4 separate regions of the Homo sapiens genome follow, and all the other regions are linked to region 1. The links are chromatin contacts, found by Hi-C or POLR2A ChIA-PET in ENCODE. All regions are on one chromosome and are shown on one strand. The core of a region is the stretch at or near the end of the contact, and the rest is flanking DNA. Distances in the headings are between cores, read along the strand shown. Region 1 has its middle 8.3 kb from the start of TBC1D22A-DT. Region 2 overlaps TRMU (tRNA mitochondrial 2-thiouridylase). Region 3 overlaps CELSR1 (cadherin EGF LAG seven-pass G-type receptor 1). Region 4 overlaps CELSR1 (cadherin EGF LAG seven-pass G-type receptor 1).

What was found. Hi-C counts contacts between places; a loop is a spot of excess contacts on that map. ChIA-PET counts read pairs that join two places held with the same protein, here RNA polymerase II (POLR2A). Pooled maps may share reads with other maps.
Region 2: a pooled map of heart left ventricle shows a loop between it and region 1 (2.7-fold over the local background). The contact joins two enhancer-like sites. A Hi-C loop is called at or near these places in 1 of 168 maps with a recorded cell type or tissue (cardiac septum) and 1 of 50 pooled maps. POLR2A ChIA-PET finds 5 or more read pairs at or near these places in 2 of 52 experiments (WTC11 and activated B cell).
Region 3: a loop to region 1 is called in a map of PC-9, with 9 times the contacts of the local background. The contact joins two enhancer-like sites. A Hi-C loop is called at or near these places in 1 of 168 maps with a recorded cell type or tissue (PC-9). POLR2A ChIA-PET finds 5 or more read pairs at or near these places in 2 of 52 experiments (WTC11 and activated B cell).
Region 4: a loop to region 1 is called in a map of PC-9, with 6 times the contacts of the local background. The contact joins two enhancer-like sites. A Hi-C loop is called at or near these places in 1 of 168 maps with a recorded cell type or tissue (PC-9). POLR2A ChIA-PET finds 5 or more read pairs at or near these places in 1 of 52 experiments (K562).

What each region holds. Positions count from the first base shown.
Region 1 is chr22:46,752,984-46,755,492 of GRCh38, reverse strand. No RefSeq gene overlaps it. Among named protein-coding and RNA genes, the nearest start is that of TBC1D22A-DT, 8.3 kb to the left of the region's middle. RefSeq lists a silencer at 1,167-1,343. Within about 2 kb of position 1,257, at least 36 of the 41 ENCODE cell types and tissues checked have a DNase peak (open chromatin) inside an H3K27ac peak, as active enhancers do; they include PC-9, where a contact is called at or near this core.
Region 2 is chr22:46,351,823-46,354,331 of GRCh38, reverse strand. It overlaps TRMU (tRNA mitochondrial 2-thiouridylase), which reads right to left. Exons shown (of 11, transcript NM_018006.5): 6 at 2,158-2,211; 7 at 2,002-2,068; 8 at 465-565. Among named protein-coding and RNA genes, the nearest start is that of TRMU, 17 kb to the right of the region's middle. Within about 2 kb of position 1,256, at least 7 of the 41 ENCODE cell types and tissues checked have a DNase peak (open chromatin) inside an H3K27ac peak, as active enhancers do.
Region 3 is chr22:46,376,484-46,378,992 of GRCh38, reverse strand. CELSR1 (cadherin EGF LAG seven-pass G-type receptor 1) reads left to right here. Exons shown (of 35, transcript NM_001378328.1): 23 at 276-402; 24 at 1,732-1,932. Among named protein-coding and RNA genes, the nearest start is that of TRMU, 42 kb to the right of the region's middle. RefSeq lists a silencer at 1,067-1,361 and enhancers at 1,067-1,361, 812-2,011. Within about 2 kb of position 1,257, at least 16 of the 41 ENCODE cell types and tissues checked have a DNase peak (open chromatin) inside an H3K27ac peak, as active enhancers do; they include PC-9, where a contact is called at or near this core.
Region 4 is chr22:46,453,783-46,456,291 of GRCh38, reverse strand. All of the region lies in intron 2 of CELSR1 (cadherin EGF LAG seven-pass G-type receptor 1), which reads left to right. Among named protein-coding and RNA genes, the nearest start is that of CELSR1, 83 kb to the left of the region's middle. RefSeq lists enhancers at 260-760, 1,858-2,441, 2,442-2,509. Within about 2 kb of position 1,256, at least 4 of the 41 ENCODE cell types and tissues checked have a DNase peak (open chromatin) inside an H3K27ac peak, as active enhancers do; they include PC-9, where a contact is called at or near this core.

The sequences.
Region 1 (2,509 bases), core at 8-2,507:
TGGCATGATCTCAGCTCACTGCAACCTCTGCCTCTCAGGTTCAAGTGATTCTCCTGCCTCAGCCTCCCAAGTAGCTAGGATTGCAGGCACGCGCCACCATGCCCGGCCAGCATTGGGATTACAGGCAGGAGCCGCCCAAATGCTTTCTTAGATGCAAAAAAAGAAAAAAAAAATTAAAAAGACACCCCCACCCCCCAAAAATTGATCAATTATTTTCACATCCAGGAAAAACAACAAATGCAAATCCAAATGCTTTGAAGAATAAGACTGATTTTCGGAGGCTTTCAGGGTAGACAGAGGAGGGCCATTATGCCACGGCTCATGCAAACAAGCCTCCTAAATGCACCCTGGAGATGCATCGCACCCTTCACAGCCACCATCAGCCCCTTCCATCACCTTTGATCCTCTGCCATGCTCCTGCAGACCTCCTGCCCAGACCTCACCTGCAGGCCTCTCAGTCCCTTTCCCGTGTGCATCTGCAACCCTCTCCACCTCTCAAGCTCAGCAAATTCCAGCATCCTCAGCATCCTCCTCATCCCCCCTCACCAGATGCCCAGCGGTGGGGAGGGAGGGGGTGGCAGTGGGGGTGGGGAGGGGATGGCGCACACAGTGGGTATCATGATTTGTATTTTAAAGATGAGAAAGTAGGGGCTTCAAGAGGCAAAGTCCCCCAGCTAGAGTGAAGGGAACAGGGTTTGGAGTCCAGCTGCTGACCCCACAGCCCACTCACTGTCCAGTTCACCTTGCCGGGCCCTGGCCACAGTCCCACTGCTAATCGGAAACACAACCAGCTGTGGCATTTCCTCCCATGGTCCTTTGCAGCACGTGGTCCCCACCCCCTTGGCAAACGTGCAGGAGCCACAGTCGGCCGTGACTCATGGACAGTCCAACCCAAAGTGACTCAGGCAGGATAGAGAGAGGACAGCAGACATCAGAGGGAGCCCAGACTGGCCGTCTGCAAGCTGCATCCTGGCCTCATGTCTCCTGTGACTGATCACACTCTGCTGTAAACACGGCCAGCCCCCGTTTTCCCACCTGTAAAATGGAGATGAGGACACCTGCCCTGTGTGTTTCCCAGAGTCATGATGGGAATCCCCTGAGACAAAGGACTGGAAGGCAGTTTGTAAACCAAAATCTCTGAGCAAATATGACACCGCAGAGTAGGGAGTGAGTCTGTAAGTGACGTGAAGCCTGGCCTGGAGTGGCAACCGGAAGGCCCTATGGCCCCATGGTGCTGTGTCATCCCTGGACTTCCCGCAGCTGCTAGAGTGAAGGAAGGAGCTGGTCTGTCACTTAACACCAGAAGAGAAAGTGGCCCGGAGAGCAGGCATCTCCCAGATATCTGACTGGGCCAGATATCTGACTGCTAGGAACTGGGGACACAGACCTGGGAACTCTGTGCCCTTATGACATCAGAGCCTGGCGGCCAGGATGGAAAGTGTGTTGCGGCCCCAGCCTGAATGGCACTTTTGGGTGGACATAGACCCAGAGGTGCATGGCGTGGGGAGGCTGGCACTAAAGGGCCTGCCCATGTGGCATCCCAGGCATGGACATCCTGAGGGTGAGGGGAGAAGGCAGGCAAGGTGCTGGCACCACACTTCTGCTGGGATTGTGCACGGTTTGGCATCCTGGTTCCAAGCTGAGCCCCCTGCAGTTGCAGAAGGCCACTTTGGTGGGGAGGGGACACTCCTGGGTTCTGGTGGCATGGCCTGCCTGGCACAGTGTGGCACTGGATGGAAAGAGAGACTGGGGGGAGTGGTCTCTTATTTTGAGACACTGCAAACACCTCGTTTCTCTGGGCCTCAATCCTAAGAGCCTGCGGGTCAGGCCGAGTGGTAAGGTGGATGAACCCCTGACTTTGGAACCAGACAGACATGGATTTCAATCCTGCTGTGCAAATCTGGGCAGCCTTCTCAGCTGAGCCTGTTTCCTCACCTGCTGGCAGAGGGCTCAATGCAATCGGGCATGAACCTGGGCACATGACAGAATCCAGCCAGGGCTAACTGCTGTTTATAGTACTGACGCTTAGCGATCCAAACAAAAATAAAATTCAGGAATCTGGCCCTGTAGGGTCTGTACTGGCCACTCGGCATCATCCTCCCACTTCCTGACCACCTTCGGATGACACTGGTTCTTCCAAAGGAGGGATGGTGGCTGCCCACCCAGGTGTCCTGGGGACACTGCAAGGGGTGGGGAGACATGCCATTCTGGAGGAGTTAAGCTCGCTGGCAATGGATCCAAAGGCAGCCCCTCCCCCCTACTCCCCTACGCAAGGGACCAAGCCACAGCTGGCATGAAGTGATGCCCTATGGCACCTTCCAAGGAACTCCTGCCACATCTCCATCCCCTCTGTCACTGTGGAGAAGGACCCATCCTCACTGAAGCAGAGGCTCCCAGGGGCGTGGGGCAGGACTTGCGGGAAGCAAGAGCGGGGCCTGGGGATGGGGGTGGGGGAGGCATGGGACCCAGTGTTGGGCCCAGGGGCGCTAGGGGCCTGAGGGGCAGGGGG
Region 2 (2,509 bases), core at 7-2,506, 400 kb after region 1:
CGGCCCTGCTTTGAGGCCAGGGTCACAGTGGTAAGGTCCCCACTGTGGTGGAAGGCTTGGTTTGATCCTGGCTTGGCCATCTGCACCTGCCTGACAACAACTCACTGGATCCTACCATGGTGGGCACCATCCTTGGCACTGAGGCCATGCCCTCTCCACCGGATGAGCCACCCAAGCTCTGGGCGTCGCTGTCCTCTTTCATAAAATTGGAGAAACTGTATCTGTGTATCGGGGTTCAGGGATGATTAAGAGACCAGCATACAACTCAGCCTAATGAATACCTTAAAACTCTCCTGCCACCATGGCCAGTCCCAGGAAAGGCAGGGGACCAAGGACAGGAACAGAGTTAGTCACAGCCTCCAGGAAGCCACGGCTGCTGGAGGCCTTCTCAAGCCCTGGTCTGGAAGCACTGCTGGCCCTGCCAGAACCAGCCCCAGTGCTGTCTCAGAGGCCGGCCCACTCACCACAAACACGTCACCCTTGACGCTGTCCTTCTCCACCACGTACCAGGGCTCTCTCAGGCCACCTATGTTTGCTCTCTGGCCCAAGGTATACAGGAACCAACCTACAGAAAGACAGTTTCTCCATGAGGCTGGGCAACAAGTTACAGCCCACATGTCACGCCTCATCATGAAGGCAGATGCTGGGAGGGCAGCCCAGAGCAGGCCCAGCAATGGTGTAACTCACTAGGAAGATACGATTCTCCAACCACCAAAGCCAGCCCTGACCAAGCACCTGAGCACATCTCATCATTGTCCAGGCCTGGGCTGGACATGGGGTGTGGTGGCCACAAAGAAGGCACCTTGTGCCCCAGAAGGTGCAGGTTCCAGCTGTAGGAGCCCCTGACCCTAGGCCCAGGATGCGGCTGGGTGCCCTGTGTGACGCCAGGGGCCCTTCTTGCTGAGCCCATGACATAGCTGCACGTCTTCACAGTGTCCATCTAATGCAGTAACTGCATCAGGGCTACCCCCAGCTGCTCTGCGCACCCTCACAATGTCACACAGCAGATGGCAAACTCACTGCCTCCCTCCCCTGCAGTGGGGCACACAGGCAGAGAGAACCTCATGGGATTTACCACGTGGCCTGGGCCGGCAGCCTTCTTCAGTGAAGTGAACTGCAGGTGGAAGCCATGAGTCATCCAACTGGCTCCTGCTGGGGCCAGGGCTGGCAGATACATGGGCAATCCTGTCTGGCAGTTCTGTCCCAAGCAAAGCTGTCACCTCCACCTGTCTCAGGAATGCCTAGCCCCGGCTCCGCCTGCCGTCTCCCCTCCACAAGAGGTGGAAGATCTCCAAGTGCAATTCACTGCAAGACGCCCTACACCTGAGCTGCAGCCTGGCTCTCCTGGCCAGTCCCACAGCTCAGGTCTGTGCTGTGTCAAGACCTGCCTGATCATCACGCCGGCAGGCACATCCCCGCCACTGTACTAACCCAACAATGGCTGCACTCTGTCCCCACAGCAGGACTGCACACTGTGACTGACTCGGAGCCTGTCCCCTGACACCAGGCACAGCACAGGCTCACGCAGGCCTCACCGCAGTAAGGGTCTGCACATGAGCGAGCAGCACTCTGGCCAGCGCGGACGCCTGATCCCATCGCTGCATGTGGTCCTTAATCATTCACACCATGCCGGGACGTCCACCTTACTCCCTGAATCAGAGTGGAGTTTTGTGTAGTTTAACATTTTCCTTACACAGGAAGGAAATCATTCTTTTTACAGGGACTTGATACGTAACTCACAGAGTATAGTCCTTCCAAGTCAGAGGCGCGCTTTTCATGAACTCCAGCATCTCAGCTGAGGCCACATCTGGAAGTGCACCCAGCCACCATCAAGGCAACTGTTCCACCCTAGGCCGTGCCCGCCCCCGGCCGCCCCACAGAGCCTTCTACAATTCTCCAGCCAAGTGGAAGGGACGACAGGAACTCTGGTCTAGTCTCCCAGAGCTGAAACGCCACAGCTCTAGGCATTTCAGATGACAAGTGGCAGAGTCTGCACCTCACCTTTATGTGTTCCCAGAACCTTATTGTCTTCTATGGAAATAAAGTGACCAGGTCGAGGCTGCAGATACTGGAAAACAAACATGTCATTACCGACGGAGATCTAGGCCCAGGGCAGACACGCAGCCCCATCTCTTTGTGTCAAAGAGCAGCACGCACCTGAAGAAGGAAATGTTCAAAATTCCTCTTCCCGATGAAACACATGCCCATGCTCTGAAATGAGAAGACGGCAGCCGTGAGAGGAGCAGAAGTGGCGGTGGCCCAAGCTGTACCCAGACGTCCTGAGCGGGCCCTGGGGCCTCCCGGCCTCACCCCACACTTTGCTTCCAGGGTAGGGGCCCGGCTGCCCACCGGCACCCTCGGCCGCCAGTCACAGCCGGCGCACACGATGCCAGAGCCTTAGAGAACGCCTCATTGTCTCGGCCCGCGGGGTCTGACCCTGCGCGGGAGACCCTCACACCAGCTGCCCCGGGGAAGAAAGCAGAACCCGGTCAGGTCCTTCAGGCCACTG
Region 3 (2,509 bases), core at 8-2,507, 380 kb after region 1:
AAGGGAAGGGAGACTGTTCCCATGGTCCTGCCTCCGCGGCAGTGAGGCTGCTCTTCTTACAGCCAGGTGGCTCTTGTCTTCGGTGTAGGGGGCTGGTGAGGAACACGGTGGGGAGCAGCCTGCGAGGGCGCTGGGCTTTCAGCACTCACGGCACCTGCTGTTTGGTTTGGCCAGGATGGCCTGGGAGCCCCCAGGGCTGGGCAAAGGCTGCCCTTTACAGACTCATGGGCAGAGGGAACCGTCTTACCCCTGCCCCTTCTCTGTCCTCTCCGCAGCGTTGGTGGGACGGGAGGGTGGTCTGCCCGGGGCTGCGAGCTCCTGTCCAGGAACCGGACACATGTCGCCTGCCAGTGCAGCCACACAGCCAGCTTTGCGGTGCTCATGGATATCTCCAGGCGTGAGGTGGGCATCCTCCCGTGGCCACTGTGCCCTCTGGGCCTACCGCCAAACCTGCCCCTCCCCCCCAAACCTGCACCTCCCCGCCAAACCTGCCCGTCCTCAAACCTGCTGAGCCTGCCCCCAAATCTGTCCCCTCCTCAAACTAAATCTTCCATTCTAAGTGCTTGGAACAAAACAAATCAACCGATTAAAACACATATTCGAGGATTGGCCAGAGTCTGAGGATTTCCATAACAAAGCCCCATTATAAGGGTTTTCAGAGAGCCCTGGTTATGTATTAAACCCCGGAATGGCAGACCCAAAGCTCAGGCTCCGAGGAGCTCTCGGAACCTGCCCCTCACTTCAGTGCGGGTCTGTTGGACGGTGCCGCTCCCCACCTGCTTTGATCCTAAGGGAGGTGACAGCTGCTGGGCGCTCTCCCTCGGGGCCACACGCAGGGCAGCAGGACAAAAGGCTGGGCGGCTAATGTTTAACCTCTGGCATTTTAAGCGGCCTGGGAATGTGAGCCGGCCATTGTGGGCTGCAGATGAATTGGGGAATGGCCCGAGCGCTGTCCTGGCCTCCCGTTATCCAGACAGGAGGGAGGTGGGAGCCAGCCTGGCCATGGCCTGTGTGGGACCCTGGGGTCTAGGAGTCAGAACCAGGGGCCTGGGTAGCCTCCCCCGGCCCCTCCCCGGGGTTGCACTGTGGCTCAAGGGCCCAGGCCACTGTCCTTTCCGAGGGCTTTTTGATGTGAAGTGGCCCTGGTTTCTGTCACATTCTTGGAAGGGTGAGTCAGCCCTCAGGCGGGGCTGGAGGAGGGCAGCGGCCTCTTGTGCAATATGCAGGTGAAGCTGACCCGCCTCTGCCCCTGTCTCATGGGCAAATGTCACTCCCCAGCAGGACCCAGCCTGGAGACGGGGTCAGTGATTAGTGGAGTTTGTTCATATGTGGGCGGGGTTGGGGCTTGTCTCATGGCCAGGATGCCAGGTGACATGTGGGCCAAGGAAGCTGAAATTGAGGCAGAAGAAAGGAGGCTGGAGTGAGAGTCCGAGGCTCCCATGGCCTGGGCGCCCCAAAGCCAGAGGTCTCTGAACGGCCCCCAAGCCAGTGGAGGGAGCCTGGCGTGCTGCCGCAGGCCCCAGGGATGCCCAGGGCCCAGGGCATTGAAGGAGCCTCAGGAGGGGCAGTTCCAGGCCCAGAGCCATGAGCACTCGGCCTCCCCAGCCCAGCCTGATCCTGCCAGCCTTGATCGTTTCATAAGCAAGTGTGTAATTTATCTCTGTTATGCAATGACCAGATCTGAGCCTCGGCCCTTACCTTCTCTCCTGCCTTTAACCCTCCTGCCCATAGAACGGGGAGGTCCTGCCTCTGAAGATTGTCACCTATGCCGCTGTGTCCTTGTCACTGGCAGCCCTGCTGGTGGCCTTCGTCCTCCTGAGCCTGGTCCGCATGCTGCGCTCCAACCTGCACAGCATTCACAAGCACCTCGCCGTGGCGCTCTTCCTCTCTCAGCTGGTGTTCGTGATTGGGATCAACCAGACGGAAAACCCGGTATGGCCACTCTGCTCCCCTCCCCACTGTCTGGGCCGCAGCTTGGAGCAGCTACCATAGTCCTGTCCTGGCCACTCCAAGCACCCTGGCTAGCTCCTCCTCACCACCCCCACCTCTGCTTCACAGATGCCCTTTCAGGAACGTGCCTGGTCACAGGCTGTGGGTGGAGATGTGGGATTCACTGGCAGGCCCAAGCACTTTGACTCTATTGGGAGATGGGGGGCCCTTTCTTTCTTTCTTTCTTTTTTTTTTTTTTTGAGAGTCTCGCTCTGTCAATCCAGGCTGGAGTGAGATGGCACAATCTCAGCTCACTGCAACTTCCACCTCCCAGGTTCAAGTGATTCTTGTGTACATCCCCAGGAAAATACAACTCTTGTCAAAAGTGATTTAAGGGCAGTGGCTCATGCGTGTAATCCCACCAGGATCCCTTTGGGAGGCTGAGGCAGGCAGATCACTTGAGGTCAGGAAGACCAGCCTTGCCAACATGGTAAAACCCAATCTCTACTAAAAATACAAAAATTAGCTGGGCGTGGTGCCGGGCACCTGTAATCCCAGCTACTCAGGAGGCTGAGGCAGG
Region 4 (2,509 bases), core at 7-2,506, 300 kb after region 1:
GCACTTTCAGATAAGGTCCTCATTCATGGCGAGCTGTGCCATCACCCTGCGGAGTGACGTCTGCTTAGCGCAGGGTTGCACGTGGGCCAGTGCTCGCTGTGGCTTCCAGGATTAAAGCTTCACTTCCAAGTATTCCTAGTAAAGTCGCAGTTAGTCCTTAAACTTGAGCGTTAATTATCATTCAAAATAAAACTCATTACATAACCTGTAATTAAAATCTCAAATAAAGCAGTAACAGAATCCTTTCTTGGGAAAACGTGCTTTTCAGATAATTCAGGATTACTTCAAGTTTTTCTCTCCTTGGTGCTTCTCAAGTCTTTTGCATTTGGCTTTTTGTACAGAGTCCAGGTTTTGAGATTTGCCATGTCCCTGGTACGTAGCTGTAAAGCTGGGGCATTATTTCATTTCTGGATAACTGTTTTCTATAAAAATCTTGCCGGGGGATCAGGGTGTGGGTCAATGTAGCCAGATATCTCCTGTTCTCCACTCAATTTCTTTCCCCAAAGCTGGGGCTTTTGATAAACAGAATTAGCGTCCTGTGCGGCGTGTGCAGGCACAGCCCACCAGCACTGGAGCCCAGCACGGTCCTCACACCCTGCAGTCCTCCTCCGGCTTCCGTGAGCTTCCTGGGGCTGCTGTAACCGATCGGCACAAACTGAGTGGCTGAAGACGACAGAAATCTGTTGTCTCAAGCCAAGTGCAGTGGTTCACGCCTGAAATCCCAGCACTTTGGGTGGGCGAGGCAAACGGATCACTTGAGGTCAGGAATTCAAAACTAGAACCTCTGTAATCCTATCACTTTGGGAGGCCGAGGCAGGTGGATCACCTGAGGTCAGGAGTTCAAGACTAGCCTGACCAACATGGTGAAACACCGTCTGTACTAAAAACACAAAAATTAGCCAGGCGCGGTGGCAGGCACCTGTAATCCCAGCTACTTGGGAGACTGAGGCAGGAGAATCGCTTGAACCTGGGAGGCGGAGGTTACAGTGAGCCGAGATGGCGCCACTGCACTCCAGCCTGGGCGACAGAGCGAGACTCTGTCTAAAAAAGAAAAAGAGAAAAAAGTCTCTTGTCTTACTGTTCTGGAGGCCAGAAATTCAAAGCCAAGGTCCCTGCAGGGCTGTGCTCTTTCTGAAGGCTTTAGGAGAGGGCCTCTCCTGGCCTCGTCCAGTTTCTGGTAGCCCCAGGTGGTATCTGACTCACGGATGCATCACTGCAGTCTCCGCCTCCGTCTTCACACTGTGTTCTTCCGTGCACGTCTGTCTCTGTCCAGGTTTCCATCTCATTGTAAGGACACCGGTCACTGGATTAGGACCCACCCTAATGATCTCATCCTAAGTCGATTACCTCTACAAAGACCCTATTTCCAAACAAGGTCACTTTCAAGGGTACTGGGAGTTCGTAACTGAGCGTATCTTTCTGGGGACACAATTCAGCCGTGGGTGCTCCTTCGCTGAGGAGCTAAGGAGTTTGGGAACCAGGGCTGTTGGCGCTTCTCACTGGCCTGCCTGTCGCGTGTCTGCGAGGACCACGGGCCACTCCAGGGTGGGAGGCAGGTTTCTGCGATGTGTTTACCTTTGCGAACGCTAAGCGCAGGAGCAGAGGGTTTCCCGCGTCCCACCCGGACAGCTTGGAGGTGGGCGAGCTGAACTAGGTGTGGAATGTGAGTCAGTGAGGAACAAACATCTGCCCAGAAATGTCTGGCCCACAGTTAGAAAAGTGGCCTGAAGACGAGCCGCATGCAATAGAAACCTCGCTGTGGTTTAAAGCACACGCCGTTCCCCGTGACTTCGAAGTCTGTGCTGTTGAGGGGAGACAAGGCTGCCTGGCCGGGCTGGCTGCGGGTCATGGGCGTCTGTGCGTGCACTGGAGGGATGCTGCTTCTGCAGAGAGAGTGTGGGCTCCGTGACAGCAGGGCTGGGCACGCTCGCTCACCCCTGCACGAGTCTCCTGTGGCCGCTGTAACATTTCCACACACGAGGGGCTTAACGCAGCACGGATTCATTCTTACTGTTCTGGAGGGCAGGAGCCCTGCATTCAGGGGCGTGGGCGGGGCTGCTCCGGGAGGCCCTGGGGAGGGCCTCCTGCTCTGCCTTCCTCAGCTGCTGGAGGCCACCTGGTCCTTAGTCCCTGGCACCTTCCTCACCTCACTCCGACCCCTGCTTCCACCACTAGCACCTTCTGCCCCTCACCCTCCCACCGCTTACAAGGAGCCTTGTGATGACTTTGGGGCCACACAGTAATGCAGGATGACTGCCCCGTCTCAAGATCCTTAATCACATCTGCAAAGTCCCTTAGGCCTTGAGGTCACACATCCTTGGCTTTCAGAGATGAAGATGTGGACGCCTTTTGGGGTCCATTATTTTGCTAACAACCCCGGCTGCTCCTGGTGTCTCCTCTCCCTAATTAAACAATCTCGACCACTCACACCCGGTAAATATTTGTTGAAGGCATGCGTAGTGAGCAGGTCCCACCATCGGCGCTGTGGTGGGGGTCTGGCAGTCTCTGC